2 separate regions of the Homo sapiens genome follow, and region 2 is linked to region 1. Evidence: chromatin loops called from intact Hi-C (ENCODE). Cell type or tissue: GM12878. All regions are shown on one strand. Each heading gives the region's core, and the rest is flanking DNA. Links, peaks and the distances in the headings are about the cores only. Region 1 overlaps KIAA0586. Region 2 overlaps LINC01500 (long intergenic non-protein coding RNA 1500).

Region 1 (16,207 bases), core at 2,863-10,862:
TCTTCAGCGGCTACTGGTAAATTAACATCATTTTCTTGTGCTGTCAGAAGTGTTGTGGGAAGAACCAGCTTAGAATTTGGCTCCAACTCCAATTCTCCCAAACTCATTGGACCATGACTAGCACATGAATCTTCATAAATACTACCTGTTATCAAAAATGTAAATAAAAAGTTAAAATAAAGTGTTAAATTTATCTTCAAAAATGAACAAGTAGTTGACTAAAACCACCAATATTTCTCACCTGCTGAATTAGAACTAGCAGTGTACTTCAAACAAAAACACCTGGACCAAGCCTTCACTGCAATTAAAACCAAAACTCAGAGAGAATGCAAAAAGTACCTATGTTCAAACAAATCCATGGAATATTCTATGTAAAGTTCCAGTCAACAAGTTGCCCATGCAGTTCATCTGCAGCCTCCTTCCCACATACGAACTCTTAATACTCCTGCTTACCTTTCCTATCTCTAAGAGTCAATAGAATACTTTCTATCTAAAATGTAATCTTAAAGCAAAGGGCAATTTCCTGCCTGGAAAATGTTGGTATTGCCTAGCTCTATTCTGTAGATTTTGTTCTTCAAGTGATCAAGCTCTTATTTTCTTATCTAAATGGCACCTCTGGCTGAGTGCAGTAGCTCATGCCTGTAATCCAGCACTTTGGGAAGCTGAGGTGGGTGGATGCCTAAGGTCAGGAGTTTGAGACCAGCCTGGCCAACACGGTGAAACCTGTCTCTACTAAAAATACAAAAATTAGCTGGGTGTGGTGGCATGGCACCTGTAATCCCAGCTACTCAGGAAGCTGAGGCAGGAGAATCGCTTGAACCCAGGAGGCGGAGGTTGCACTGAGCTGAGATCGCATCACTGCACTCCAGTCTGGGTAACAAAATGAGACCTCGTCTCTAAATAAATAAATAAATAAATAAATAAATAAATGGCACCTCAGTCAAATCAGTAAAAAGAAGACAAGAGCAGAGATATCTATGTATCTAACCACTGTACCTTTGTATTGCACTATATACTCCAAGCACTTTCATATATGAGTACATTATCTTATTACATTTGAACTTTACAATCATTCTGTAAGATAGGTTAGACATCATTGTAACTGTCTCTCACTGACATTACTAAGGTTCAGAGAAGTTAACTAACTGTCCAAAATCAAAGAGCTAGCAAGAAGCACAGAGGAATTAAGTCACTGCTCTCTGTTTCACAGTCTTGCTAGACAACCTTTTAAAATATAATCAATAGAAATAGACCTGAAGAGTTATATGCAAATTAAGTTTTAAATATATATATTTAAAATTTATATACATAAATCATATATATAATTCATATATATGATATATTATATATGATATTATATATTTATATATCATATATAAATATATATGATATATAAATCATACACATGATATATATATAAATCATACATATATATAAATCATACATGATTTATATATAAATCATACATATAGATGATTTATATATATAAATCATACATATATATAAAAATCATACATACACATATATATATATACACTTTTTTTTTTTTTAAAGACAGAGTCTCACTCCTGTTGCCCAGGCTGGAGTGCAATGGCATGATCATGGCCCCCTGCATCCTTGACTTCCCAGGCTCAGGTGATTCTTCTACCTCAGCATCCTGAGTAGCTGGGACTACAGGTGTGCGCTACCACACTTGGATAATTTTTTGTATTTTTAGTAGAGACAGGGTTTCGCCATGTTGCCAAGGCTGGTCTGAAACCCCTGGGCTAAAGTGATCTTCCTGCCTCAGCCTCCCAAAGTGCTGGGATTACAGGCATGAGCCACTGCACTGCACCCAGCCTGAAAAAATATTTCAAAGACGCCATAGATATTTTCCATTTAAAGGCATTCTGTTGACAATTTCCTAGATATAGCAAATAATCACTCTGATTGATCTTTTATGTTAATCTAGGTTTTCAATGGGCTTTTACATAAAGCGAAATACATCTATTGAGTTTTAATTTTTTTTTTTTTTTTTGAGACGGAGACTCACTCACCCAGGCTGGAGTGCAGTGGTGCAATCTCAGCTCACTGCAACCTCCACCTCCCGGGTTCAAGCGATTCTTCTGCCTCAGCCTCCCTAGGAGCTGAGACCACAGGCACGCGCCACCACACCTGTCTAATTTTTGTATTTTTAGTAGAGGCAGCGTTTCACCATATTGGCCAGGCTGGTCTTGAACTCCTGACCTCAAGTGCTCAAGTGATCCGCTCACCTCGTTCTCCCAAAGTGCTGGGATTACAGGCATGAGCCACCATGTCCAGCCGCATTGAGTTTTGATTTTTACTATTATGGTATTAAATCTGTATAAAACAATTTATCAAAATTATTACCTGATTCTCATTTAATTATCTAACATAAGATTAATTTAAATAATGGTAATAATACTTATAATTTAGAGTAACTAATGTTTCAGGCTTTATTTGTCTCTTTATATTCTGATACGCCTTTTTCTATTCCTATGTGACTTGTTCAACATTTTTCTAAGAGTGGCAAATGAATTAAGAGAAAAGAATTACATATAATGTTAAAAAAAGAAGATATTGAAAACTCTTTTGCTGATATATGGTATATGCCTAGAAAACCCAAGAGACTTTAATGAAAACAAAAGAACTCTATTAGAACTAATAAGAGAATTGGTAATGTGACTGGATAACAGATAAATAGATAAAAGTGATTAGCTTTTTCCTACAGTATAGCAACATAATCAAGCCATGAAAGCACGGAAAGTATAAAAGTTAGAAATATCTACATATAAATTTTTAAATTATATGGCAAAAAGATCATCAACAATGTCAATGAGCAAAATATAAATTTGGATAAAGATATTTACAATACAAATAGTAGAAAACATCTAAACTATAGAAACAGCTTTAAAACTAACAAGAAAAACTGAGAACCTCCCAGATGGGAAAAGAACTTTATAGGAGCACATACAAATGGCCAACAAACATATGAATGAAAAGACATATAAACTCACCAGGAGTCAGAAACATATCTTCATATTTCTACTGAGGTATGTAAAAAAACTAATCAACACAATTTCAGGAGGGGATGTAAGGAAAGGGCACTAATAAATTGCCGATAAAAATAAATTGGTTTAAACTTTCAAGAAAGCAACTTGGCATTATCTATTTCTAAACTAAAGATACATTTGCTCGTGTATAGAAGAGCTTCCCAGGAGTACATACACTGGAGTAAGGAGGAGTATATAAAACACAACAATCTGGTAGGATGTGTGTGTGGATACTTACTCTAGCATTGTTTATAGTGCAGGGACATGTTAATAAACATCCATCAATAGAGAAACAACTAAATAAATTATTGGAAATCAACACTATGAAGTTTTACGTAATCATTAAAATGAATAAATTTAAGTAATACCGGTTGACCTGGAATAATCTAAGGGTTTACTGGGTAAAACACAAAATGCAGGCAAGTGTGCAAGATATGATCTTAAGTTGTAAAATAATGGCAATCACACATACCATATATATTGTACATGCATGTGTGCATATAATTATATGTGTGAGGTAAAAAACAGGAAGGTTATATGCCAGAATCTTAACATGGGTTACTTGGGATAAGGCATACATGGGACAGGAAAAAAGTGGTGGTGGGGAGCACTCAAAAAGTGCGTAATAGCTTTCACATAATACACCATCCTATAATTTAACAGATATTTACTATGTTCTGTATACTATATAACCTGCTAGGTGACAGGGATATGAGAGTACACAAGATAAAGTCCGTACCCTCACATGAGATTAATATCAGTGTGATAAGAGCAACATTAGGCAGGTGACATTAGAGAATTATAGAGAGTACACATGACAGGTATTTAACCCAGTGATAAGGGTCAGGAAAGGATTCCCTGACAGCAATCATAACAGTGCTGAATTTGCTGTGTCTTCTAACAAGCAGGCTCATTGAGTGTGGGTGTCTTACCTGTATAATGCAAGTTAGACCTTTAAAAGAGGGATATTTAAAATATTATTTCATTCAAGTCAAATTTAATTTAATTAATCATAACTAGAAATCCCTAATTTTACTTTCCTAGAATTTTGTTATAGTGGAAAGCAACCATGGCAGACTTTTAGAGAAGACTAAGTTTGCCTAAAATTGCCAGTCCAGCAAGAGTTTTTGGTCCGGCATATCTAATGGATTTTTTTCATTTGTATGAAAGTCAAAGGCATCACAAATTCAGTATGTATAAACCCCATTCAATCTCTTTCCTCCTAATTCTGTCCTTCCTCCATATTCGCTCTCTCTCAGTGACTGAGATGACCATCTATCCAATAATTCTAGACAGAAACCTAGGGATTTCTTAGACTTTCTGCTTCTTTTGTACTGCTCACATTCAAATGAATTCCTGTCCATCTCCTTAATTCTCTCTCAAATCTCCCTTTTTATATATCCTCATTACTGAATAATGTCTCATCAGGTCAACTTTAATGGTTGTCTAATCAGGCTCCTTGCCTCCAGTCTTAACTCTTCCAATCTATCCATCACATTGCATCTCAGATGATCTTGCTAAATAAAAGGTAAATATGATCACATCACTCATTTACTTACAATCTTTAACAGACTGATGAATATCACACAACATTCAGAACTGACAGAAACTTAAGGCTGAATTGTTCATGGGAATAAGTATAAAGTAAAAAGTAAGACTGTTATTATTTCCCATTTTGTATACAAAGCGATCCTTACTGTACTCCTTAATAGATAATCCAGGGCTTTTCATGACCTGGTTTCTGCTCCCTGCTGCAATTTCACTGCATCTTAAGCTCTAATTCTTTGACAAAAACACTGCATTTCCACGATTAACCCTTGCTTTTTTTTTTTTTTTGCCTTTGTCCCCTGTCTCATTGCATATTCTGTCTGAAAGGTCCCTCCTCACTCACCACATGGCAAGCATTTATTCATCTTTGAGGAGTCACTTCAAGCAAGACTTCCCTCATCTATGAAGTCTTTCCTGAATCCCTTCAACTACAATTGACCTGTACCTCCATCCTATACGGGCTTCTTCACAATAACTACAGTAATTTATTGCATGTTTTTGCTTTCTTATCTACTATGTCTACTAGAGAAAAAAAATCATTGTGAACAGGGCCTTACCAAGTTTCATATTCCTAGCACCTAGCACATGCTCAGCACATAGCAGGCACTCAAAAATATCTTCTGAATAAGTAAATGAACAAACTGGAATATTCTTATCATAATTTACCATCTGGCTAATTCCCTTAAGATTCAATTTCACATTGGATCTTGCAGAAAACCTTTTCTAAGCCCTCACAAATGAGTTAAGTTCCTCCTCTGCACTCCCACAGCCGTCTGTGTTGTACTAGTCACACAATATTATAATTGTTATTTATTTCTCCCACACTAGTTAGTAAATATCTTGAGAGCAGATATCTATCATCTTTGAATCTTGAGTGCTTAATGTAGTACTTACATAGTTCTAGGTATACAGTGGGTATTCAATACAGGTTTTTTGAGTAAATAAAAAGCTGTAGTTGGTAGTATATCCCAGGGTCCACAAATAATTCACTCAAATTACAGCTTACATTTTAGGTTTCCCAAGACAACTCCTCAAAGCCAATTTTGCAACTTTCAGTTACTCAACCCAACCTGAGAGCCTCAGGAATGGAGACAGTGATAGAGGACTACAGAAAATAGGACACTTCCTGAAAATTAGCAGGGGTGGGGAGGGGCAAAGTAAGAAGAGATGACCCTCTGTAAGCAAAGTTATTAAAAATCAAGACGAAAAGCAATACCAATCACTAGCATATATAGTTGATTCTCATCTATGGACCACAGTTATAGTCTGTGGTCACCAGGAGAAAATCTTGAAACAAGAGGAACAAATTAGTTTTCTATAGGCAAAGTCCTTTTAGTCAACTGTTGATAGTTTCTGATTCTATTAAGTACATATAAGATAGTACTTTTCATACTCCAAGCATTATTAAAGAGAACAACACCATGTGCCAAGCACTGAGCTTAGTACTTTACATGCATTGTCAAATACATGTACCTAATAACCATAATGAGATAGACACTATTACCTCCAAGATAGCCCCCAGTGATCCCTGCCCTCCTGGTATCTACACCTTTTAAAAGTCACCTCTTAAGTTGTTCCATGATTGGTCTGTGTTATCAATGGAATATGACAGAAGTGATGGCATGTCACTTTGGAGATTAGGTTATAAAAGACATTATCAGCTGGGCGCAGTGGCTCACACGTGTAATCCCAGCACTTTGGGAGGCTGTGGCGGGTGGATCACTTGAGGTCAGAAGTTTGAGACCTGCCTGGCCAACATGGCAAAACCCCGTCTCTACAAAAACATACAAAAATCAGCCAGGCGAGGTGGCGGCGTGCATCTGTAGTCCCAGCTACTCAGGAGGCTGAGGTAGGAGAATCACTTGAACCCAGGAGGCAGAGGTTGCAGTGAGCTGAGATCGCACCACTGCACTCCAGCCTGGGCAACAGAGCGAGACTCTGTCTCAAAAGAAAAGAAAAAAAAAAAGACATTATGGTTTCCATCTTGATTGCTTACTTTCTCTTGGGAGATGTCTGCTACCACATCATTCACGGCCCTATGGACTGGTTAACATGGTGAGGAAGTGAAGCCTCTTGCTAAATCCATGTGAGTGAACTTGGAAAGTGGATCCTTCAACCCTAGTCAAGCCTTCAGATGACCTCAGTCCAAGCCATCACCTTGACTGCCACATCAGGAGAGATCCTGAAAACCACCCAGGTAAGCCACTACCGGATTTGTGACTTTCAGAGTTCTGTGAAATAATAAATGTTTGCTGCCTTCAGCTGTTAAATGTGGGGTAATTTCGTACATAGCAATATTATCCCCACTTGACACATAAAGAAATTTGGGTTCAGGAACATTAAGTTATTTGACCAAAGATACATAGAGCTGGAATTCAAACCCATTTCTGAAACTCTCAAAGCCTAAACTCTTAGCTATTCTGCTATACTGCCTTACATATGTGTTCAATCTTATGTTATACCATATTACTTATTTTTTCCAATTAAATACCTACAATGTACCTAAGATTAAAAATGCACTGTACTATAGGTAATCTGCTAGGGTTACCAGATATTTAAAAAGGACTGAAGAGGCTATCTCCTCAGGGAGTTTATTCTGTAACATTTCAACTAAGTACCTAGTTGCTCTCAGATACCTAGTAGCTCTTAAGTACCTAGCAGTTCAAGTGATCTGCGAGAGCCACCTAGTGTTAACTCTGTTTAACTGCATTCTGCAAATTTAGCTGGACATAAATGTAAGTCACATTTCATGCCATTTGAATCCTACAAATTTTAAAGAATGTAAAACATTTAATACTCTCATTATGTGTACAAAATGAGAAATAAGGCCAATCTTTACATTTATTCACATGGGAAATTCAGTCTCGGAATTCTCCCAATTCTGAATGATACAAGGTGTTCACTCAATATGAAACTAAATACTTCAGGCTTTTCCTTTTCTGATTTCTGGCAAATCTGCATGCCTCCAGAAGTTTCTTTTCACTTAAGAGAAAGAAACAATGGGCATTTAAAAATCAATAATAAGAATATAGCAGATCCTCATTTATTTGTAAATTACATATTTGCAAATTTATCTACTCGCTAAAACGTATTTATAACCCCCCAAATCAATACTTGCAGCACCTTTGTGGTCATTTGTGGACATGTACAGAGTGGTGAAAAACTTAAATTACCTAACATGCATTTTTCCAGTTGATGCTGAACAACGATACATTCCACCTTATTCCAGCTCTCATACTGTAAACAAGTGACCTTTTCACAGTATACGTAAAGCTGTTTTTCAGATTTCATCCCCTTTTTTTTGGTGATTTCACTGTTTAAAATGGCCCCTTAGTGCTGAAGTACTGTCTAGTGTTTCTTTTCTTTTTTTTTTTTTTGAGGCAGAGACTCGCTCTTGCTGCCCAGGCTGGAGTGCAGTGGCGTGATTTCGGCTCACTGCAACCTCTGCCCTCTGCCCTCTGAGCCTCCCGGGTTCAAGCAATTCTTCTGCCTCAGCTTCCCAAGTAGCTGAGATTACAGGCATCTGCCACTATGCCCGGCTAATTTTTGCATTTTTAGTAGAGATGAGGTTTCACCATGTTGGCCAGGCTGGTCTTAAACTCCTGACCTCAGGTGATCTGCCACCTTGGCCTCCCAAAGTGCTGGATTACAGGCGTGAGCCACTGCATCTGGCCTGTCTAGTGTTTCTAAGCACAAAAAGGCTCCGCTGTGTCTTATGGAGAAAATATACATGTTAGATAGGCTTCCTTCAGGCACAAGTTATACTGCTGGATAGTTCAATGGCTGTGAGTTCAATATTAATGAATCCAAAATATATATTAAATAAGACTTCTTTAAACAGAAACATAAATAAAACCAGATTATGTATTGATCAGTTGATAAAAATGTTATGACCAGAGGCTCACAGAAACCTAATCCTGTATTTCCCCTAGGAGTAATGGTTCAATACTTGTTAATATGTTTGTGGTGACCACAGAATATAACAATGGTCCATAGATGAGAGTCAACTATATATGCTAGTGATTGGTATTCTCTATTCTATCCTTATTTCCAGTGTGTCACAACAGAAAGTTTATTTAAATTCTAAAATAGTCCTGAATGCAGAGTGCTACTGAAATTCATATAGCATAAAGAATAAATGTCTACAGTATTATCTAATTTAACCTTGTCCTAAAGATCTGTTATGTCAATTTTCATGGATTCGTTATATTTTTCTAGTACATATTACAATAAATGCATCGGCTGGGCATGGTGGCTCATGCCTGTAATCCCAGCACTTTGGGAGGCCAAGGTGGGCAGATCACCTGAGGTCAGGAGTTCGAGACCAGCCTGGCCAACATAGTGAAACCCTGTCTCTAATAAAAATACAAAAATTAGCTGGGCATGGTGGCAGGCGCCTGTAATCCCAGCTACTCGGGAGGCTGAGGCAGGAGAATAGCTTGAACCCAGGAGGCAGGGGTTGCAGTGAGCCGAGATTGTGCCATTGCATTCCACCCTGGGCGACAAAGCAAGACTCCGTCTCCAAAAAAATAAAATAAAATAAAATAGGCTAGGCGCGGTGGCTCACACCTGTAATTCCAGCACTTTGGGAGGCCATGGAGGGCGGATCACGAGGTCAGGAGATCGAGACCATCCTGACTAACATGGTGAAACCCCATCTCTACTAAAAATACAAAAAATTAGCCAGGCGTGGTGGTGGGCTCCTGTAGTCCCAGCTGCTCGGGAGGCTGAGGCAGGAGAATGGGGTGAACTCGGGAGGCAGAGCTTGCAGTGGGCCGAGATTGTGTCACTGCACTCCAGCCTGAGTGACAGAGCAAGACTCCGTCTCTAAATAAATAAATAGAATGAAATAAAATAAAAGTATCACAGTTAAAAAGTTTTAAGTGTATGTATGTGTATTACCAAAATTAATTCACATACCACCCAAAGGTTCATGTACCAACACTGATATATGAATCACATTTGGGGAAACACTGCTATATATACTATAAAAAAAGTTATCACCAAACTTTCCAATTATTAAAATCCCTTTTAATAAAGAAATTTTGCAAGCCCCTATCTGAAAATAGGTATACTTTCCTCAACTCAGATTAGGGATACTACTATGACACATCAAGAAAAAATATTTTGGTGTCTACCTGAAACTGTGTCAAATTGCCGAGATAATGGTTTAGGATCACATTGTTGATCCAAAGACTGTGTATTAGTGACAGGTGGCTGCATATAGAGAGAATGTCCCATTAAGATGTTCTCTGCTGCCGCTGTTAGCTGGGGTCTTTGTCCTTCACTAAGTTCACCCACACTGTTTTCCAAGTCCTTTAAAAAGCAGAAACAATTGTTAAAACCATTATATTAAAATCAAGTCAAAACAGGAAATCTTTGCCAAATATCATGAACAATACCCTTTGACTCCTTGGAAGGTATTTTACAAACTGCCTTCTATGCCACATATACATTACATGCAAGAAAAGTTCAAGAAGTTAGTCTAATAAGCCTCGTGATAGGCTTTGTTTTCAATATAATAATTTCATATATTTTATGAAATTAACCAGTTTTTCAAGCACCAATTAAATAGCAATAAAATACATAAGAAAAATTATATTACAATTTAAAACACTCAATGGGGCCAGCACGGTGGCTCATGCCTATAATCCTAGCACTTTAGGAGGCCGAGGCAGGTGGATCACTTGAACTCAGGAGTTCAAGACCAGCCTAGGCAACATGGCGAAACCCTGTCTCGACAAAAAATACAAAAATTAGCTGGGCATCACAGCACACACCTGTAGTCCCATTTACTTAAGGGGCTGAGGCAGGAGGCTAGCTTGAACCCAGGAGGCAGAGGCTGCAGTGAGCGAGACTGCACGACTGTACTCCAGCATGGGTGATACAGTGAGACCCTGTGTCAAAAAAAACACAAAAAATCAGCTGGGCACGGTGGCTCATGCCTGTAATACCAGCACTTTGGGAGGCCGAGGCGGCGGATCACAAGGTCAGGAGATCAAGACCATCCAGGCCAACATGGTGAAACCCCGTCTGTACTAAAAATACAAAAAATTAGCTGGGCATGGTGGCAGGCACCTGTAGTCCCAGCTACTCGGGAGGCTGAGGCAGGAGAATGGTGTGAACCCGGGAGGTGGAGCTTGCAGTGAGCTGAGATTGCACCACTGCACTCCAGCCTGGGTGACAGAGCGAGACTCTGTCTCAAAAAAAAAAAAAAAAAAAAAAAAATCAAAACCACTAAATGCTGGTATGCATTACACATTGTTCATACAGCTTAAAATGGGAATAACAGAAAATTTCTCTCATTCTTCATGAATAAAAATTGCCTAAAGTTTGTTAGTGTAAACTTTACAATAAACAATTGATGAGGAGAATAATATACTTTAAACAGCATAAAGGTTACCCCATATATCAATAATAAGATTTTTATAAAAGTATAGAGGCCTGGCGTGGTGGCTCACACCACCCAGCACTTTGGGAGGTCAAGGCGGGCAGATCGCAAGGTCAGGAGTTTGAGACCAGCCTGGCCAATATGGTGAAACCCCGTCTCTACTAAAAAAAAAGTACAAAAATTAGCCAGGCGTGGTGGCGGGTGCCTGTAGTCCCAGCTACCTGGGAGGCTGAGGCAGGAAAATCACTTGAAACCAGGAGGCAGAGGCTGCAGTGAGCCGAGACTGAGCCACTGAACTCCAGCCTGGGCGACAGAGTGATACTCTGTCTCAAAAAAAAAAAAAAGTATACAGATTATAGAAGAATACTTTAGTCATATTTAATAATGTTATTTTCCTTGGGAAAAATAAAAAATACAAAAAGCACAAAAATCGTTGGCTGGGCATGGTGGGTCACGCCTGTAATCTCAGCACTTTGGGAGGCCGAGGTGGGTGGATCACCTGAAGTCAGGAGTTCCAGACAATCCTGATCAACATGGCAAAAACCCATCTCTACTAAAAATACAAAATTAGCGGGCATGGTAGTGCATGCCTGTAACCCCAGCTACTCGAGAGGCTGAAGCAGAAGAATCACTTGAACCCAGGAGGTGGAGGTTGTGGTGAGCCGAGATCCCGCCACTGCATTCCTGCCTGGGCAACAAAAGCGAAACTCCGTCTCAAAAAAAAAAAAAAAATTGTTTTAAATGAAATCTATGAAATAAATGAACAAATGAAAAAATATAAGACTCCTATTTTCTTTCTGTATTAAAAAATTATATATCCTAATCACTAGTACATTTTATGACTTGAGATATTCTAATTAATGAATTTACTAATTAAGAACTGAAGCAAAATTCCAATTATCTGAAAGCTCCCATGTTTCTCATTTAAAAGGGGTTTAATTTCAACCAACAAGTGTTTTTTTTAACTAGACTATATGAAGAAATCACTGCTGAAACACCTTTGATGATTCCATTGACTATAAAATAAAATCTAAACTTCTTAGCTCAACATTCAAGATTCTCTTCAATTTGCCTTCATTCTCCTATGTACATCTCTATCTCTCCTTATTCCCTTAGCCTGACTCTTCTTTAGGAATACTGATTGCCTCAACATCCTTTAAATTAAAAAATACTGTTCATAATTAATATGAAATCCCTTGGAGACTCTTGGGCAGTGTTTAGAATGATGGCAATTATGTTTTCCCCAGAAATTAATGAGAAATATTTCACAATGCCTATATTACTCTGACAGTCTACAGTAACTTCTCTGTTGTGAATCTGTTTTCTAGGATATTTGCAACTGCTGAACTATTTAACACCTTAAGAATACTCTATGACCCTACTGAAGACTTATCTTGCCTATTTACAAAATGGTCTCATACTCATAAGTATCTCTGAGTTTTGGATTATACTCAATGCTTAAGTTCATGCCAATTTAAGTCAGGTTGCCTATAATGCAGAGTAATATACCTAGCCCATCTACATATATGTACAAATTACAGTTTTGCCATCAGTGAGCTTTCACTGACCAAATGCCCCTCTAAGCAAGAAGTTTCAAGCACAAAGAAAAGCCACAACTTAGCAAAGCAATATTTTAACTTATAATGTATCAATATTACTAGTTCTTATTACATAGCCCTTTAGACAAGAAAATATGCAAAATGTCACTGTTAATCAGACTGGCAAAAATTTAAGATTAAAAGCATTATGTGTGACATGGGAAAGGGATCTCATACAGCTAGGGGCAATTTTTCAGTGCCTATTTAAATTATGAATGCTTATATCTTTGAGCCAGCAATTCCATGCCTTAGTATCTAAATCTAGAAAAATAATTTCTCATGAGTACAAAAAAAGGATTTTATACCTAGTATAGTTTGATTAGAGAATACTTGGAACCAATCTAAAAATCCTTCAATAGGAGAATAATTAAACTATGGTATACTACATAGTAGGTAAAAAGAATATAGTAGATCTTCAGGATTTATGTTAAATTTTAAAAAGCCTTGCAACCTGCTTTTTAAAATTTAAAATTGCACAACAATATATACACACACCTCAAAATTATATACTAAGCCAGAAATGGTGGCTCATGCCTATAATCCCAGGACTTTGGAAGGCTGAGGCAGGAGGATCACTTGCGGTCAGAAGTTGGAGATCAGCCTAGCCAACATAGTGAGACCCCGTCTCTGCAAAAAATAAAAAATTAGCTAGGTATGGTACACGCCTATAGTCCCAGCTACTCTGGGGGCTGAGATGGGAGGATTGCTTGAGTCCAAGAGTTCGAGGCTGCAGTGAGCTGACTGAGCCACTGCACTCCAGCCTGAACAACAGACTGAAACTCTGTCTCAAAAAGATTCACACACATATATATATATACACACACACACACACATACACACATATACATATACACAAATATATTTTTATACATATATAAATGCTTAATGCTTAGAAAAAGATCTGGAGAAGATAGAATTCTAACTTCTGCATTGCTGGTCTAGCCAGGACAGCACAGTAACAAAGGCTGCCAGCTCTCAAAATCAACACTGGAGTAACTACAGAGGTGAAAAAGAACCCATAGATTCTGAGAACTAAAGTAAAAGTTGTGAAAAGCCCCTGGAAAGACAGACAGTTAACTCAAACTGGAACGCGTGGAAAGAAAGGGGCTGCATCCTAGCGAGGAGGCTGTGTGGAGGGGCTTTGTGAGAGGAATGAATGGAGAAAAGTCATTGTTTCTTCCTCCATTAATTTGAGATTACTGCTTGCCCCTCAACCATAAAAGTCTTCTTATTAACAACCCCAGCTGCAAATGCTGGCGCCCCAGAGTAATATCAGGGAACATGAAGGCCTAGCTATGGTGACAACTATAGATGAAATCTGTCCAGAAGCCCATCCGTGGGCATCATTCCTTCACCTTCTTCCCCTCCAAGCCCCAGGACTAGTGGATTACAAACCCTCCCAAAGCAACGTCTTCCTAAGGGCTTAAAGACACAATAATCACCAGGAGAGCCATATAGTGGAGTAACAGCAAACAGCAGGGACAGTGACCAAGGGTGGTTCTGTGCTGCCTAAGGCTCTCCTCCCTAGGGCTCTCTCCTCCCCTCTTCTTTAACTCTCTGAAACAGACCATGGTTTTATCCTTACCCAAATTCTCAGACAGAATAGTTGATCCCATCAGTGAAATAAGAACTCACAGGTCAAAAGAACCAGATACCTGAGGAGTCAATAAGTTTAAAAAAGAAAAAAAAAACAGACAACAAAGTGAATGATATTAATCAGACAGACAGACACAGAGTAGGCGATAAGAAAAGATATTAAAATGCAAAGCAAAAAAAAAAACAACAAAAAACAAGAATGTCAAGTATGAAAAACACAATAAACGGGATAAACAGTATAGCAGAGAACAAATTAATAGTTAGCAGATCAGATTGGGGAGTTCTCCCAGAATGGAGAAGAAAAGAAAGACAGAAAATTTAAGGGATAAGAAAAACAGAAGTAGAAGTGTCAATATCTGGAAATAAGAGTTCTAGAGAGAGGGGGGAAAAATGAAAGGAAGAAAAAAAAAAGAGAAAGAAAGAATGAAGATAAATTTCCCAGCATCTAAAAGATAAAAACGTCTGATACAATTGCACGAATAAATACACTGATATTAGTGATTTCCAAAAAGAAAGAAAACTAGGATTAGTCAGTGGAATTTATAAATTTATGCAGACACTTCTGCTATTTGCCACCTCTTTTTGTACCATTTGCTTGTCTCATTCTCTCTCCCTTCTTCCCTCTCCCTCTTTCTCTCTCCTTTCCACCCGCACATGCGCTTTCTCTCTCTCCTCTCCCTCCTTTCTCTCTCTCAGCTTAATGGTTTCGATACTAATCATCTTAATTTCTGCAGCTATGAGAGTATGTTTTTGAATTTAGCAACACAGATATCACAACTAAGATTTTTCCAGTGAAATGATCTATTGCTAACTAAAGTTGCAGAAAATTTAATTATTTTAAATTCAGAAGGAATATGTTAAGCCTTCATTTTTTCCCATTACTAAATTTTATATCTTCTCCTACCTTTCCTAATCATTTAAAGTTTTAAAAATAAAAACAGAAAATAAAACCAACCATCTCCTTGGGCCCTATATAGTCTTCAGATCTCCAGCTCATCTAAAGCCAGTTGACATTTGTTCATGCGAAGACAACCAGATATGATAGAAACAGCACTATAGATCAAGAATCCTAGTCCCAGCTCCATCATTAACCAGTCTGAATGACAATGTTGTATATTTCTACCTGGAATTTCCTTAAGCACCTTAAATATAATGTGTATATCAAACTCATTAGTTTCCCCACAAAATCTGGCACTCTTCTGTCTGCACTTCTAAGCCAACAACTCTATAATCACCCATCCAAGCTCCTAAGGTAGGAACCTCAAGATTATCCTTAAAAAAAAGCTTCTTTACCTCTCTCAACCAATGACCAATTACTGTCAATCCTATGCCCTTAAATTTAAATCTCTCTCCTCTCTATTTCTGCTGTAACTGTCTTTGTTCTCATTCTCTCTTGCTGGGACTACTCCAGTGGTGTTCTGACAGATCCCCCATGTCTCCCTCATTTGTTTATGGCTTCATACTCCTTCCTAAGGCAACTCCCTTGTCCAAAAACCTTCATGGGCTCCACAGTGCCCAAGCCTTACCATGGCCTAAATAAAATGTTCTTTATGATCATCTGGTTCAATCTCCTTCTCCAGATGTATCTGATTCTTCATCTAAAGTTCTAGCCACACAGAGATTTTCAATACTTTCCAAATATGCTTTAATATTTCTTGGCTGTCATCCCTTAACAAATGGTATTTCTGCTTCTGAAATGTCCTTCCCTTTCGTTGCTGCCTGCAAAGTCCTACTCCATCTTTAAAGACTGACATCAATGTAATATTGTGTATGAAGTGTCATCTAACTTCAGGCAGAGTCTTTTCTCCTGTGTGTTCATATAGTACTTGTAAATACAGCTATTTGATTAGTTATTGCACTGTTGAATAATTACTTGTGTAAGCCCTTATCTTCCTACATGACTGTAAGCTGCTTAAAGGTAGGGGTCATGTCTTACTTATCTTTGTATCTTTTCCAAGGTTGTGTCTGGCATATAATGGATACTTAATAAATAATTGCATAATGAATCCTCACAAAGCTTC
Region 2 (16,207 bases), core at 3,629-11,628, 380 kb before region 1:
TTAATCCACACAACCACTTCATGAGGGCAGAACTAGTGCCAGCATTTTAAAGATGAGGAAATGGGAACTTTGAGAGGTTAACCCAAATCTGCCAAACTCCTGAGACTGCTCTCTTAGCCAATACTTCTTACTGAATTCTGTGCTTAACTCAGTCTTGTTCAGCAATTGTATGGGAATGAATAAAGATATAAAAGGCACACTGACCAATTGCTTCCAGATGAAAAATAAAAACCAAAATTAAATCTGACAGCCTAGACTGATGCACAAAAAGAGGAGAGTGGCAGAGACATCAAGTCATACACCTGGGTCCTCAGAGGAGCTCAGCATGAGTTTTTAGGAAGAAAAGTTGCAACCTAAGAGGGCTACTGAAATATAAAGTCAACCTGAGACATAGATCAGGCATGGCTGCAGGCGGACAGTGTGAGGAGGTGCATAGTCCTATGCTGGGGAGCAAAGCCAGAGATTTGATAGCCTGCTAAGATAGTAAATCACCCCCCAAAAATCTGGGCATAAAGAGCTCGAGTACATATCATATGAGAAAAGTCCAGGGAACTGGAGTGTTCAGCCCGTGGGGAATGAAGCAAGTAAGTAAACAAAAACTAGAGGGGCTACAAGAGTTGATTTTCAATATTTGGAAACCAGTTATTGTGTATAAATAGAAGGAGCTCCAGGGAGGTAACTAAGGATCAACAAATTTTAAAGGGATTTTAAGTGCATAGAGGGTGGGGTACAAATTTAGTTAAGCAGAAGTAAGATCCTGCAAACAAAGTCATTCAAACTGGGAATGGTAATTTGAACACGGATGCTTGCCTCTTACCTGGAGCTTCATGTCCACCTGCCAGGAATGACATAGAGGGGACAGGGAAGAGTGTGGATTGGGTAGGGAATCAAAAGAGAATCATTTGCTCTAAGTTTATTTTTAACTTACACCTGTACAATTCCACGATATGATCTGGGCACCAGCAACTAAAGCTGGGGGGTGAGGGGAGGAGGCAGGCTGCCCTGGAGAAACAGGAGGGAGAGAAGAAAAATAAAGATGGGAACCTCCATTTTTATCAATCCTAGGCTCTTGCCCACTGGTAGATTTGCTCAGTTTTGTGTTGTGGTGTTTGCTTGAGAAAAGGAAGAATCAGTGTTGCTTTCTCTTTCTCAGGAATTGGGTTTCCACCTAACAAGTTATCAACCCAATTATTAGGTTGTCAATAAGTTTCTACTTGTGAAGTAAAGGTGCGTTTTGAAGGATATCAGTAATGAATAAAATATATTGGCCCCAAAGCAATTCCAAGCTGTTAGGAGGAATAGAATCTTAGAAAAGGTGGGTGGCCACTGGAGATTTGGAAAAAAATAAAACATCTTTAGAATCCCTGGATGGTTGTCAAAACTATACCTTTGAAATGCAAAGATTTTATCGGAAGTTTAGTTTTTGTTCTTTTTCTTTCTTTCTTTTTTTTTTTTTTTTTTTTGAGACAGAGTCTCGTTCTGTCACCCAGGCTGGAGTGCAGTGGCACAATCTTGGCTCACTGCAAGCTCTGCCTCCCGGGTTCACGCCATTCTCCTGCCTCAGCCTCCCAAGTAGCTGGGACTACAGGTGCCCACCACCATACCCGGCTAAATTTTTGTATTTTTAGTAGAGATGGGGTTTTACTGTGTTAGCCAGGATGGTCTCGATCTCCTGACCTCGTGATCCACCCACCTCAGCCTCCCAAAGTGCTGGGATTACAAGCATGAGCCACCGTGCCCAGCCGTTTTTGTTCACTTTTAATGTCTACAACAAAAATTAAGACAATGCATTCCTGTATTGAAGGGTTATAATTTGCACATTATCATCTCCCATTTTTGATACATTGACAGTGAAACTAACCTCATGTAGAAATGTGGATGCATACACTTCCGGAATGCCTTCCACATTGGGAACACATGTAGTTGTGTTCTGCCTGTAAGTGGCTACATATTTCTAGGGTTTGTCTGGTTGGCAGCTCCATTTTAACACTTTGTTGGGTATATATTTCCTTTGTTCAAAATGTGCCACATATTTCTGATTATAGCATGGAACTCAGGCTGCAAAACAAAACAAAACAAATCCTGCAAATGTTCATACCATATGACCTAAGGCCTTGCTGAAGCAAATTTTTATTAGAATGTCTTTTGCCTTCTTCTTTTGTGGTTTTGGAATTACAGCTTGCCACTAAGTAATTAGCTTAGCAGTCCTATTGTAATCAGTCCTCCTTTTTTGTCTGGTCAGAGGAAATGAATTTTACAAAGTATGGTTCTAATTCTAACCAACTCGTATGTCAGAGAGCTATTGCCATGATCGTGCTTCATGATAAATGGCAAATAAGAGTTGGCCAGCAAAAGTGGTGCTCAAATTTGGTGGCAACATCGGTGACCATACTAAGTTTATTGTCTATGAAATAAATGAGTGCATAAAGCTGTAGCTAAATTAAATATAATGTATATAAAGTACTTTCGTGCTTGGCACATAATAAACACTCAATAAAAGGGTTTATTGTTAAAACCAACAATTGGGCTGGCTGTCCCTGTTTCATGTATTCACGAACCTTATATCTATCACAGTCTTCAGAACACTAATGTGATTTATTCTGTTTACTTATCTGTCTACCTCTGCAACTAGGATTAGTGTAATAAATGTAATAAATCAATGTAATTTGTTGAATTACAAAGTGTCAACACTTGACTCTGGACTTTTTTAATTATTATTTTTTATTATTATACTTTAAGTTCTAGGGTACATGTGCCCAACGTGCAGGTTTGTTACATAGGTATAGATGTGCCATGTTGGTTTGCTCCATCCATTAACTCATCAATTACATTAGGTATATCTCCTAATGCTATCCCTCCCCCAGACCCCCCAGACCCTGATAGGCCCTGGTGTGTGATGTTCCCTGCCCTGTGTCCAAGTGTTCTCATTGTTCAGTTTCCACCTGTGAGTGAGAACATGTGGTGTTTGGTTTTCTATCCTTGTGATAGTTTGCTGAGAACGATGGTTTCCAGGTTCATCCACGTCCCTGCAAAGGACATGAACGCATCCTTTTTTTATGGCTGCATAGTATTCCATGGCATATATGTGCCACATTTTCTTAATTCAGTCTATCATTGATGGACATTTTGGGTTGATTCCAAGTCTTTGCTACTGTGAATAGTGCCGTAATAAACATATGTGTGTGCATGTGTCTTTATAGGAGGATGATTTATCCTCAAGGATCTAGAACTGGACTTTTAATAAATAGTTCTGCTGCCACTGAACTCCATTGACTTCCAAAAGATTAGCACATTTTCTTGATCATATTTTCTAGCCTTTTGTCTATTGGTGTAATCTAAACAAAAATCAAAGTTTTAAAAATGTGTCTGGATATAATTGTACTCTTAGAATGTTCACATATATGGGACAACAGAAGACCCTGGTTCAAAGATTCAAAGATTGATTATTCTGGAACTCACAGTACAGCTCTGAAATGGATGAAGTATATCCTGTGGCTGACCATGTACGATGAGACAACCATTACATCAAACCTCTGAACCAGAGAATGAAGAGTTTGAAAGGGAGTCTTCTCTTGTGGTCAATTCTAGGAGACAAAATTCAGAAAATCCACAGAGGCTGGAAAATAATTTGTAGGGAAATGAAAAGCAAAGCCAAAGACTCCTTGAACTTCATCTAGTATTGTAAATAACCTAGTGGCAAAACATTAGATGTTTCTGCTAAAATATCATTCTTAGAATATTAGCATGCTTAAATATGTCTGGAAAATCCTTAATGACTCTACATTTTGCTAAGTCCACAACTCTTTCATCTCCTTCCAAAAGCAGTGTGATAAACAGGTATCATTCAGGGAGGATGAAGGTTTCTGAGCTTTACTATATGAAAGAGCCAATTCCAATTTCCCAAAATACCACTAAAGAAGAGTAAAATCTCACAAAATGCAACAGATTCATTGTGCAATGGTGTTGAAGCAGATGGGCAAGGGATATGAATGGGACAACAGAAGACCCTGGTTATGCTAATAAAACCCTCAATTTCACTTTCACCATTAGCTTATATTCCATTAAAGAACTCTCAAAGAGAAGTATGTATTTTCTCCAAGTAGAAGAGTTTTGACCCAAATTCTTGGGCCGCTATTTTTTCATTGACTTCAAATGAAGACTTTTTTTGATGATAATACCATGGTTTCCACCCTGCCACTCACAGCCCTGCCTTAGCAAGAAGGTAGAGATAAGATTCTACATGACCAGCATTTGAGCACTATTACTCATGTCCTGATTCACAAATAGAACTTGACAGGAAGAACAGACACCTTTATAAACTAACACTAATGTGTCATGAATATCAAAAATATTTTGAAATTGAAAGTGCTCGAAACATTTTTTTAATCAAAATACCTGTATAATTTATATTCAGTCAGTCATGTGTTATTTAATTGCCTGTCACAAAGGGGAGGTTGTGTTCTCAAAATGTAATTTCCAGAGGATTACAAAGTATGGCAAGATGCCAGTCACTGAGTCGGTTTCTCAGTAACCAGTAGCAAGCTCAAGATTTTGCATGGAAAATTCTGCTTCCCAAAGTCAGTTACCTATGCTGCACAAAGGCTATCTTTCCTGAGTAGCACATGCCAGGCATGCTCTGCTTTGTCCAACAAATGTGCACTGAGAACCCACCATGTCCCTGACCCTACACTGGGCAGTGGGCACACAACTGTGCTGAAGTTTCCAAGATCTCGCAACTCAAGGGATGAGACAAGCAAACCAAATACAGTTGCAGTACAGAGCCATAAGGGCTCTGATAGGAGACAAAAAGCATCAAAATAATGTGAAAATTAGTACCTACAGAATGCAGCAGAGGATAATCCGACTCAGCTAGATAACTTTAGTTGATGGAGAGAAATGAATGTGTTATCTAAAGGGTGTTGAAATTTGCCTCTACGTACAAATCTTTATAATAACGTTCTTCCACATTCTTCTCACAGAATTGAGGGAATTCTTGAACCCATACCTCTCTCTGGCCAAATGGGATTAGTCCATATAACTCAAAGCATTGGGGGGTACTGATGGAAGGAGGAGGAGAGGGGAGAAGTTAACCTTTTGGAGCAACACTTATTTTTTACTCCTGAAGCAATAAGCTGGCTTCAAAGTGTAATGATGATTAATAATTCTCAATAACTACTATCTACTCTCTAGACCTTTCCTTCTCTTTTAAACCATAGGGAACTCTCCGATGAACTCATCTCAAAAGCATGTTAAAAAACAAAGATAATATGTTAAGAGAGATGTTACCAAAAGCAATTATAAGAGGATGACATGGACTTCTATGAACAATGACAAAAAAAAGTAGGTTAACTTTGGCATTAACTGAACTGAAACTTAAGGAAAACACTGAAGATGATCCATGGAAACTTTAGTTATACTCGAGCATGGGCAATGAAGCAATAAACTTGTTTTTGAGCAGCCAATTGTAGAATAGTTACAGCTGAGTGTTAACAAGACAAGCTGGTGAACATCTATCTTACTTTTCTTTTCTTTAAGAAAGATGACCTTCAGATGGAAAAGGATAACACAGATTGGATAGAGAAGAAGGCCATAGCAGGGACATTGTAAGGAAGCCTCTAATTCCAGTGAAGTTTCCCCAGGGTTTCTGGATGATTGGGAATAATCATCACAGCCCAGATGGGGTTTCTGAAGTACAAAATGCATGAGGATGGGTTCCCCAGAAGTAGATGCAAAGGATTTGCATACAAGCATTTTATTTAGGAGGTGATGTCAGCAAGCATGGGTAAGAAAGTGAGGAAAAGAGAGAGAAAAGAGAAAGAAGACAATATAGGGAGAGTTACTGACCAGGTGACCTCTGCAGACAGCTGGGGCTCCATCCTGCCGAGAGAACTCTGTGAGACAGTGTAAAAATGTCTAGGAGTGGTCCTATCCATGGCACAAGGAAGCTGGGACATCACCTCCAACTCTATCAGTCAGTAGCCAAAAGTTCCTTCTGGGTCATTGACTCTCCGCCATTCCAACCTTCCTCATCATTTGAGCCTTAAAAAAACAACTCTGGTAGAGATTTATAGGTGCTTGTGATAGAACTCTATAGGCTTGCTAAGAATGGTGAGAGCTGAGGCAGTATGAGAGGGATTTCAACAGTACTTACCACATGTGAAGAGAAGGAAATGGGCAAGAAACTGATGATAAATCAATGGAGACCTAGTTTTCAAAGAGGGAAAGTGGAGTTCTACAACTGATCTTGGAGAACTTGACATTAATTTGGGGGCAATAAACATATGTTATAGGGATGTTTTGGAGTAACTATAACAGAAAGCAGAAGTGATGAGAATCCAGCAAGAACCTTATTCGATTAACTTCATCTCTCTTTTTTAACAGGGTCACTAAACCGGTAGGTGGAAGAAATGTTATAGACCAATGTAACTATTGTATGCAGGTCTAATTTCCTTAGATAGCATGAAATTGACCAAGCTCAACCACAAGCTATCATTATCCAATGGCCTACTCAGACACCAGTTTGCCCAGCTTCAAAGAATACAATTTACATGGTATTCTGGGTGAATGTAGCTCTCTAGAACACAATATCAAATGCACTGTAACTCATGCCCCCTGAAGTTGTGGCCCTGTGACACACAGTAGTGACAGCACACATAAAGTTATTCAACATCCAGAGGAGACTTCAACTCCTCCCTCGGAAAGGCCCTCCAGTCTAGAGCAGGAGAAGCCAACAACCCAAGAATCTCCACTCAAGATTGTGAAGCTCCTCTTGAAAGCTCTTGAATTATGCAAGGCATAATATCAGAAGATATAGCTGAACAAATTCAACCTTTGTATTCCCATGGACACCCACGGATATCACTCATACAAAAATTCAGAAAATTCTAGTAGCATGCCAAAAACGATTTTTATCAATGACTTGAGTGTCTCTGTTTATATTCTTTCTATCTCTCATACACATACATATCACATACACAGTATACTCATTCACCTGAAGCAAAGTATAGTAAATTTGTAGATTACATACAATTGGGAAATGTGATAGATACTGGGGGTTGGGCTGCTCAATCTCCATTTTGCCTTCCTTCTGGCTGAAGATTATGGAGAACTTTTAAAAACAGAAAAAGCAAACAACTCTTGTAACTAAGATTCTGGATACAAATTGCCTAATTAGCACCTCTCATGAAGAATGTGGGAGGTGGAAGTGAAGCAGATCCCACTTTTCTGCCCTTTTTGATATTTCTGTGTTCCACTTTTCATGGAGAGGCTGTGGAGATGCGAGGCTCTCCTGCAGCAGTGTTTCAGTGTCTCTTCGATATCTTTCTAGGTGTCAAAAGGTGTGACAGCAACAATGGTGGTAGCATTTTCATTCCTAGATCACACGTAAGACTTTGTGTTCTTGAATGCACAACTTCAGAAGTGGCCTTGGAGGTAGTAACTCCTCTGTTGGGAAAATTCTGTAATGTTCTGAGAGTTATTTCTGAAGGCTCAACTTAAAATCTATTCTTCCAGTACTTCCAATGATTTGTTAAGAATAGTATGTGTGAAATTTCTTCATGGTGAAAATCCCTAGAGAGGTCTCTGTCTCCTGCACTGAATACTGACTACTTAGAAGAGTTGATAAATACATTGAATGACAGAATTAGGGTTAAAGGCAAATATAACATGATAAAACTGAATAAGGATAAAAGTCTGTTAGGTAGGTTCAAAAGCAATTGCACATCCGTCAGCTAGAGGCAGTATAACTTCACAGCATCATAAGAGAAAAAGCTTAGAGAGAGGTCACGAAAGATGGTAATGTGGTATCCAGAAAGAACAAAGTTATGGACATGCTCTGCTGGTCTATTCTGGTAAGACCACACTGAGAGAAAAGTGATTAATCCTAAGCATCATGTTCTAAGAAGGTGAACAGATCCCTTGAAACATCTGTGTTTTCCTACAGCCAAAACACAGATTAAATGGCATCAAGAAAGAACCAAATCTATTTCACAAGAAGAATGGCTGAAGAATATGGGAGGTCCCCGAGGACTAGAAAAGATTCAAGGTGGACCAAAATAGCCATCTTTAAATATTTACATGGTTTCCTTGCGGAAGATTGATCAGACTTGTTCTGTACATTTCAAAGATTTGAAACCAGGACCAAGAGAGGGGAGAAAGAGGGAGCCCAAGCTAGACACCCTATAGTAAAAGATGTCAGAATACGGAAGGACTGATTTGGCAATAAATTTTTCAACATTTGGGATATGCAAAAAACAAAAAACTGGAGACTCACTTGATAGGGTGACTGTGGGACACACTCAAGCATCAAATGAGTTGCTGGTCTTAGAAGGTAACCTTTAAGGCTTATTCCAAATCCAAGAATTTTTATAGTAAACTTTTTATTATAAGACTAGTAGGGTATTTCTAGAAAACTCACACATAACTCACTATTCTCAGAGACACAAATAATGCACCCACATCCCACCACCCTTCAACACACACACACACACACACACACACACACACACACAGTGGAGGTTGTCAGAGGAAGCTGAAAGCATTCAAGGTTTGGAATTAGGTAGATGGGGCCTCAAATCTTGGCTCTACTCTTTACTACTTGGATGACCTTAAGCAGCTTAAATCTCTGGTTCTCTGTTTGCTTATTGGTGAATAATGATACCTGTCTTGTAATTTTTAATGAAATTAGAAAAAATATGTCTTACACTGGATAAATAAAATTATTACTAGAAGGTTATCATCTTCTAATACTTTAAAACTCTATTCTTTACTTTTTAACCCTTACAACCTGCTAGACAAAAGCCAATAAGCAAAGATTTTGTAACTATTCTAAGTTGGTGTTTTCCTTGCCATATTTATAAGTTCTCTATAAAGTTGGCAGCATAGCATAATGGTTAATAATGAAGGCTCATGAGACAAGAAGATCTAGGTTCAAACGCCAGCTCAGCCTCTTCTTTACCACATGGCTATAAACATAGTCTGTAAACCAGGAACCTCAGTTATCTTCTCTGTAAAATGGGGCTGAAAATAGCACCTAGATTAATAAGGTTTGGTAAGGATCATCAAATAATGCACATGAAGCATTTTGCCCAGTGCGTAGCTCACAGTAAGTGCTCAGTAGCCCTTTCTAACCGTAATTAAACAATAGTGATAGTGATGACAAAAGCACAAACTCTATGAGCACCAATCTAAAACGTTAATGCTACTGATTTACTTATCTTTCAATACTTTCATCCTGGACCTACTATAGCATTCCTTTTTGTGATGAGATTATTTAGATATTTACATGGCTAGACCGTACTTCACACTGATTTCTGATTGCCTTCACTTTTCACAGAGATGGCAAGACAAATCATCATAACCTAATCTAGCACATCATTGGCTGCAGACCTATTTGGGAGGCCTGTATACCAGGGAGGCTAGGAAAACACGACTTCCTACTGGCAGCATTAACTCAACAAACCTCCCAGGGGAGCAATAAAAACACAGTAGCCAGCAGCCTTAATGAGGACATGCTTAGAGCACAGGGTAATCTTATAATGCGCTGAGCGCCCTGTGGAATTCACAGGAATTTGATTTAGCAACATTAGATCTCAGTTTCTCAAAATATTAGCAATATGATTTGTAATAATTGTCTCTTATTTTAGCTGATGACATCGCAAATTACAAGTGTTATTATGGCATTGTTTATAGTTCAGAGATCTTACCACAAGAATCTGCCTTTCAGCTGTTGGCAGATGTAAGTGGAGTTTGCCTTTGTTAATACAGCACATGCCAAATTTTTCCTCAAGGCCTTTAATCAGAATGTTACATATATTAGGACACATGAGCAGCCTTTTTCTGCAGAACAATGAAAAAGACAACCTCTACTCTATCATTATAATATTTTTAATGAAACCATCTCTTTCACTCCAAAAATCTCTTCAATTGTGCATATTTTGTCTGCAGCAAACCTCTAAAGCCCCAAGTGTTAGGTTGGCCCTACTACCTTCTAAATTAAAATGGCCAAGAAAGAATACAAGTATGAGAAATGGATCCAGCCTCGGTGGCTCCCACCAGTAATCCCAGCTGAGGCAGGCAGATCGCTTGAGCCCAGGAGTTCAAGACCAGCCTGGGCAACGTGGCTAAACCCCATCTCTACTAAAAAATACAAAAATTAGCTGCGTGGTGGCACGTGCTTGTGGTCCCAGCTACGTGGGGGGCTGAGGCAGGAGGATCACTTGAGCCCAGGGCGTCAAATCTGCAGTAAGTGGTGTACAACACCGCTCTCCAGCCTCAGTGATAGAGTGAGACCCTGTCTCAAAAAAAAAAAAAAAAAAAAAAAAAAAAGTGTGAGAAATGTGTTAGGCACTTCAAGAACTCCCAGATTCCACTTCTCAAGAACTGTCATCTTTGGGGTTAGAGGTAGTAATAGAAATGGTAACTACACCAAGTGGCATTGTCATAGGCAATGCCAAGGGATAGCTGGGAGGGAGTGTATAGAAAAGAAAAATTTTAGGGTGAATATTAGTAACTGCCAGCAAATGGAAGAACATTTATCAGCTGTTTCAAAGGCACTAAGATAAATCTAAAAAGAGATCATCATAGGAATGAGTTGAATATATCCTAATTGGGGACTAACTTAGGTGAAATTTTCACAGTAATTAACTGGCATGTTAAAAAAAAAACTCCTAGAGTCACTTGAAGATAAAAGCTAGTCACTCAGCATGTGAGTCTATTACTTGAGTTAATAGGCAAAAAAAGGAAAAACACTGCATAGAAGTACCTCATCTAATTGAGAGTCACGCCCTGTCATCTCATTTATTCAGGGTATAATTGAGGGATTCAAGGCTACAAAGCCAGTCTCCTCTGAGCACCAAATTAGATGGCCAGCCAAAAGCACCTGCACTATGGGCATGTTCCATCCCCTCTCTATGCTTCAGTTTCCTCCCCTGTTAATGAAGGTACAAATACAAAGCACATAGTAAACAGTGCTCAATAAATGTTTGCTGTTAATTTTATAGTTATTTTTATTATTACTGTTGTTATTACATCTACTAATTTAGCCATAGGAGAGGCCCTTGGGCTCTATTGAATTTATTCATTCACTTCTAAAAGTGTATGGATAGATAGTTTCTCAGTTGTAATAAAAAAAAATTACACACGTTTTTGTCATCCTCTTCTCTTGATTTTCCCCATTGGCCACCTTCTTAGTGTCCTTGGCAGGTTCTTTCATTTCTCCCACACCTCTTACTGGAGGGACACCCCAGGGCTCAGCACTTGCTGCTCTTTCCTCTATCTGTACTTGTCCCTTAGGGATTTCTCATCAGATGCCCGCATGGTTAACTCCCTCCCTCAGCTCCTTTAAGGTTTTCAAACCTTATCAATGAATTCTACCCTGACCACCTGTTTCCTCCTGTGTCCTGACCCCTGTCCTTGCATTCCCAACCCTCTTTTTTGTTCTACCTTTTTCTATAGCACTTATCCCTTTCTAACATACTATAAAATTTATGAATGTATTGTTTATTGTTTGTCTCTTCCTGCTAAGAATGTAAGAGACCAAGAATCTTTGCCTGCTTTGTTCATAAATACATCCCAAATACCTAAAAGAGTGTTTGACATACAGTAGGTCCTAAGTAAAAGTTTGTCAAATAAATAAATGACTAATAAAAAACCCAAACGTTTGTGGGAACACATGGATACCCAGAATAAAGGCTACATTTCTCAGTCTCCTGTGCAGTTAGATACAGCACACTGAGAGGGCAAAAGGCTTCCAGAGAAACCACATGTATTATAGGAAGCACTAACAATGGTCATCCTGATGGCATCTTCTGAACTCAACAACCTTCATTTTCTCCCCTTCTTATGAAAATTAGACAGAAGAACTCATTTAGCATAGAGGCAATTTTACACACCTCAATAGCCTTTAAGGGAAGTCAAGTCACTGATATTGATAATAATTATCTTGAATTATCAATATATCAAAATGAATTCTTTTTTATGTATTCTAAGTAGCCAAGGACATACATTTAATAAAGATAAATATATATAATCTTTAAATTATACATAATGTATTTTATATGTATATGTATCTATATTACATGTATATGTATTATATAGTATATGTACATTATATTATATAGTAGCTAAAATAAGAAAAGTCTTAGCACTTAAAGGATGGTAGTCTTTAACGATCTGGAAATCTACCATTTCCCATTGATGTCAGATTCAATGGGTAAAGATAAACTTTCTTTTTCTAAATGCAAAATTAAATAAGCCACTGCTTTTAAGTCCTCTTATTAAGTACTGGAAAACCTAGTCAATAAATGAGAACATAAGAAGGACTGAGAGCCCTATTGGCCTAGGTGGTATTTTATTCATTCATTTAAAAAATAATGGCCAGTGAGTATGTAAGGCCCTGTGTTAGGTGCTGTGGGGCTCACAAATCTTATACAGGTGGAGGTCCATGTTCTCATGGAAGTTATCATCCAAGGCATGATACAGGAGATCTCCTGGAGGAAGAAACAGCAAAGGCTACAGAGAATGGAGAGCCACCTGTAGTAGGGAAATAAGGATGCCTCGATCTTTCATTTAATTAATATGATCGAAGAGCACACTGAGCCCAGCCAATCTCATAAAGAGCCAAGTTTGTGACATTCCACTGAAAACCTAGAGATAGTTAATCCTAAAATACCCTCCAGCAGCAAAATTCTGCCTTGGAAAATTCCCTTTTCCTATGACTAACATGTGATTTCAGTCTATTGCCCAGTGCCATATTCCCCTTATCTCAATTATCCTACCCATCTGGCCCCAAATGCTGGTTCATGAATAATAGTTTACTATGTGCCAAGCACTGTCTAAGTATTCTTCATAATATTAATTCACTTAGTCCTCACAACAACCTTGTGTTATCGATACTATTATTATGCCCATTTTATAGAAGAGGAAACCAAGTCACAGAATGGTTACATAATTATCCAAGGTCACACTGCTGGTAAATGGTAGTAAATAGACAAACATTTCAGTATTATATAGCAAACTGAAAATAATAAGAACAATATAGTTACTTTCTGATAACTATACATAATTTAAAATATATAATTGTATAATAAGTATATACAATTCAAAGAACTGTTCTGTATTCTGAGATTATGCTCAAATGTCTAAGCTTTTATGAAATGATAGTCAAAGGAAGTTAAACAATCACCATTTTTAAAAAACAGGCCCATAAAAATCTGCCTCCAGGGACCACTGAACTCTCCCTCCCACTTTAGGAGAAAACCCTGCCCCTAGATTTGTTGCCCCACAACCTTGTCCCCATCCATGCTCTACTCCAACTCCATTTCCTCCCTGCCCCTTTCCTCCACTAGCCCTTTCATGTTACCCTGTGAAATTCCTATATTGATCTCATTCCATGTTTCCCTTTGCTCCTCCCCATGACTGAAACCTGACCCCCTTCAGTCAAACCACTTCCTTGGGTGAGCACATCATGCTTCCCACAGCTCCTTCTCCAATGACTGTGCTTCTCCCACCATTGGACAGCCTCCCCTTCTCACCTTTACCACCACTGGTCATCAATTCTCATTGCTCCCATATGCTTACTTCCAATGCTCTATTCTTACCTTCCTCTATGACGTTACCACTGGTAGTAATGTATCTCCCCAACTCAAACTTCTGCTACCATCATCAGTATCCAGGAAAATGACCTTTATAACATACTGACCAACCTACTCAACTTCCTCAGTTCCAGGGACATTTATGACCACTGCACTTTTGCTCAACCTTAGCCATGGCTGCATGTCTAAGGCCAGCATGGAGCATGCCAGGACAGCATAAAGAGGAAGAAGAATCGTTGGATTTTATGGTTAGGACATCAATGGTGACCTTCCAGTTATAGTTAACATATAAAAACACAATCAGGCTACAGGAGGTTAAGAGGTGAGTGGGTGGCAAGAAAGTGGAGACTATCTTCACTCAAGAAACTTCCCTCCTTGGAATTCACTTGATCCTGTAGCTCACCTCCACTTCATAAAACTTTATTCTCTTATCTGCACTGACACTAACCTGGTTTTTTCCTCCTATATTTCTAACAGTTCATTCTTTGCTTTCTTTTAATATACAAAACATTTCCTGAACTCCAATTATGAATCAGGCAGTTTGCCAGGCAACGAGGACATCAAAAACATGGTTCTTTCCCTCAAGTTTTTCAGTCTTGGAAAGAAGACTATTATATATTTAATTAATTATACCCAGTAGAATGAATGAAATGAGAACATAGAAAAGGGGGAAATTATCTCCATCAAAGGACAGGAATGGAGATCAAGAAAAGCTGCCTAAAGGAAGTGACACTGCCCTGAGTCTTGAAGAGTGAAGAGCATGTCAGATGTAGCAAATGATTAGGGAGATGGCATTGCAGGCAGACAGCGCAGCACAAGCAAAGGCACAAAAGCATAGTATATTTGGTAAGTAGTGTGGTGTAGTTGTCATATTCTAGTGGGAGAATGGTAAAGAATACCATTGAAAGGTAAACCACGATCAAATTGTGTAGGGAATGGCCTTAAAGGAGATGCCAATACCTTGGATTTTACCTTGTAGGTGAAGAATAATTACTGAAAGATGTTGAGACAGCGACACCATAAAAGCTATTTTAGAAGTCAATTCTAGAGATGGTGTTGAAGATGAATAAACCAAAAAACACAGAAATACATCCCACCTGGTGCAATGTTCAAGAACACATAAACTCTAGGCCTATGTTTCAGTTTAATTTTCTTCATAAGTGAGAACTGGGGTAGTTGTCCTGTTAATGGAAACGAAAGATTAATATAAGGGTCACCTAGAGATATAATCAATGGGACTTGATCAATTAAATATGGAAATCTAAGAAGAATAAAGAGTAAAAACTGTCTTAAGATTTTAAACCCATGAAACTATTGGAAGAATCATGTCAGTAGCAAAAGTTAGACGTGTTTTGCCAGCTCTCCTTCTCCCTCTTGCTCCAAAAGTTTTTCCTTCAGTGCTCTTCTCTTGATTTTTTAAACTCTTTTGCATAATATTTTCAAATCTGTCCATTGTTGAACTTTTCTATGTGGATGATGCCTAGTTCTTTCTTTGCAGCCAGTATCTCTGATGGTTCTAGCCCTATCTTTTAAATTTGCCTGCTAGAGATCTTTGGCTGGTTGTCTCACTGTGATCACAAATTAGCAACCTAATGCAAAACTGTCCTCTCCTTACTTTCCAACCAGACCAGCTCTTCCTCCAGTCTTCTTTTTTGTGATGAATATGTGTCACCCAATCATAAACTTCTCAATGATCCACCTCCATGGTCAATTTTCTGTAAGAGCATGTTGAGCACAACCCATTAACTCTCCTGCCCCCTCTCACTCCATCCCTCTGTCCATCCCACCAGCAATTCTTTACTGAGTCCCTGATGTCATCTTGCCTCCAAGATTCCCAGGAACATACACTTACTCAAGTAATTTCTTAAAGCACAGTTTTCACTCTTCCACTTCCCAGTATATGGGTTTCCAGTAGGATCCTGACAATGTTCCCAACCCAGTAATAGACAATACACATTTCATCATCTTAAGGTCCTCCCATAGCTGCAAGAAACTGGCAGTTCACCAAAGCATCAGTTGCAGCTCTCTTGGGCAAGAGCTACTTTTCACTTAATTTGTTACTGCATATAACACATGAGATATGCCAAAGATTATAGGATAATGCATTTTCTGATCTTAGAGAATAAACTGCTTCTTGCATGGTCCTGTGAAATGTCTACTACTGCAACAAAATTTGCTACTTGAATGGATTTTTTTTCTTAAATTTTAAAATGGTTCAACAGCAATATTTCACTGGGTCTACTCATTAAATTTTATTTCTGAGGTTGTGTTTTCTCAATATGATAAATTATAAAAAACTATAGTAATTGATAATCACGGGAAAACATTTGTAAGCTAGGGGCAGTAACTCAGGTTATTTTCTCTAACATGATAACAATAGCTCAGTGTCACTGGCAGACTTCTGAGTTCTTAACTCCAGGTTGCTCACCTTCACAAAGGCAACACAGACTTTTCCTCCAAGTCCCAGGCTGCAGTTTCACAGCACTCCATGGTGAAGAGATATAGGTGACCATAGAAAATAGTAATTGGATTTCAGCACAGGAAGCCCAAAGTGCCACTTTGGAAAGGTAACCTCTAGTTATATCCAAGTGTGCCTCTGAATCTAATGGCATAAC

What was found. Hi-C counts contacts between places; a loop is a spot of excess contacts. Peaks named below come from ENCODE experiments on the same cell type or tissue, not always from the same donor. Only the 100,000 strongest peaks of a DNase experiment are listed, where the experiment ranks them.
Region 2: a loop joins it to region 1, with 2.3 times the contacts of the local background. A loop is called at or near these places in 2 of 110 quality-filtered maps.

Annotation. Positions count from the first base shown.
Region 1 is chr14:58,492,493-58,508,699 of GRCh38, reverse strand. KIAA0586 reads right to left here. Exons shown (of 31, transcript NM_001329943.3): 27 at 9,740-9,917; 28 at 1-145. Among named protein-coding and RNA genes, the nearest start is that of KIAA0586, 73 kb to the right of the region's middle. RefSeq lists a silencer at 7,155-7,449. In GM12878, for the core only: a CTCF peak has its summit at 7,281 (motif pointing left); a DNase peak (open chromatin) is centred at 7,299.
Region 2 is chr14:58,876,175-58,892,381 of GRCh38, reverse strand. The region is part of intron 1 of LINC01500 (long intergenic non-protein coding RNA 1500); the gene reads right to left. Among named protein-coding and RNA genes, the nearest start is that of LINC01500, 56 kb to the right of the region's middle. In GM12878, for the core only: a CTCF peak has its summit at 7,731; no DNase peak of the experiment used is centred there.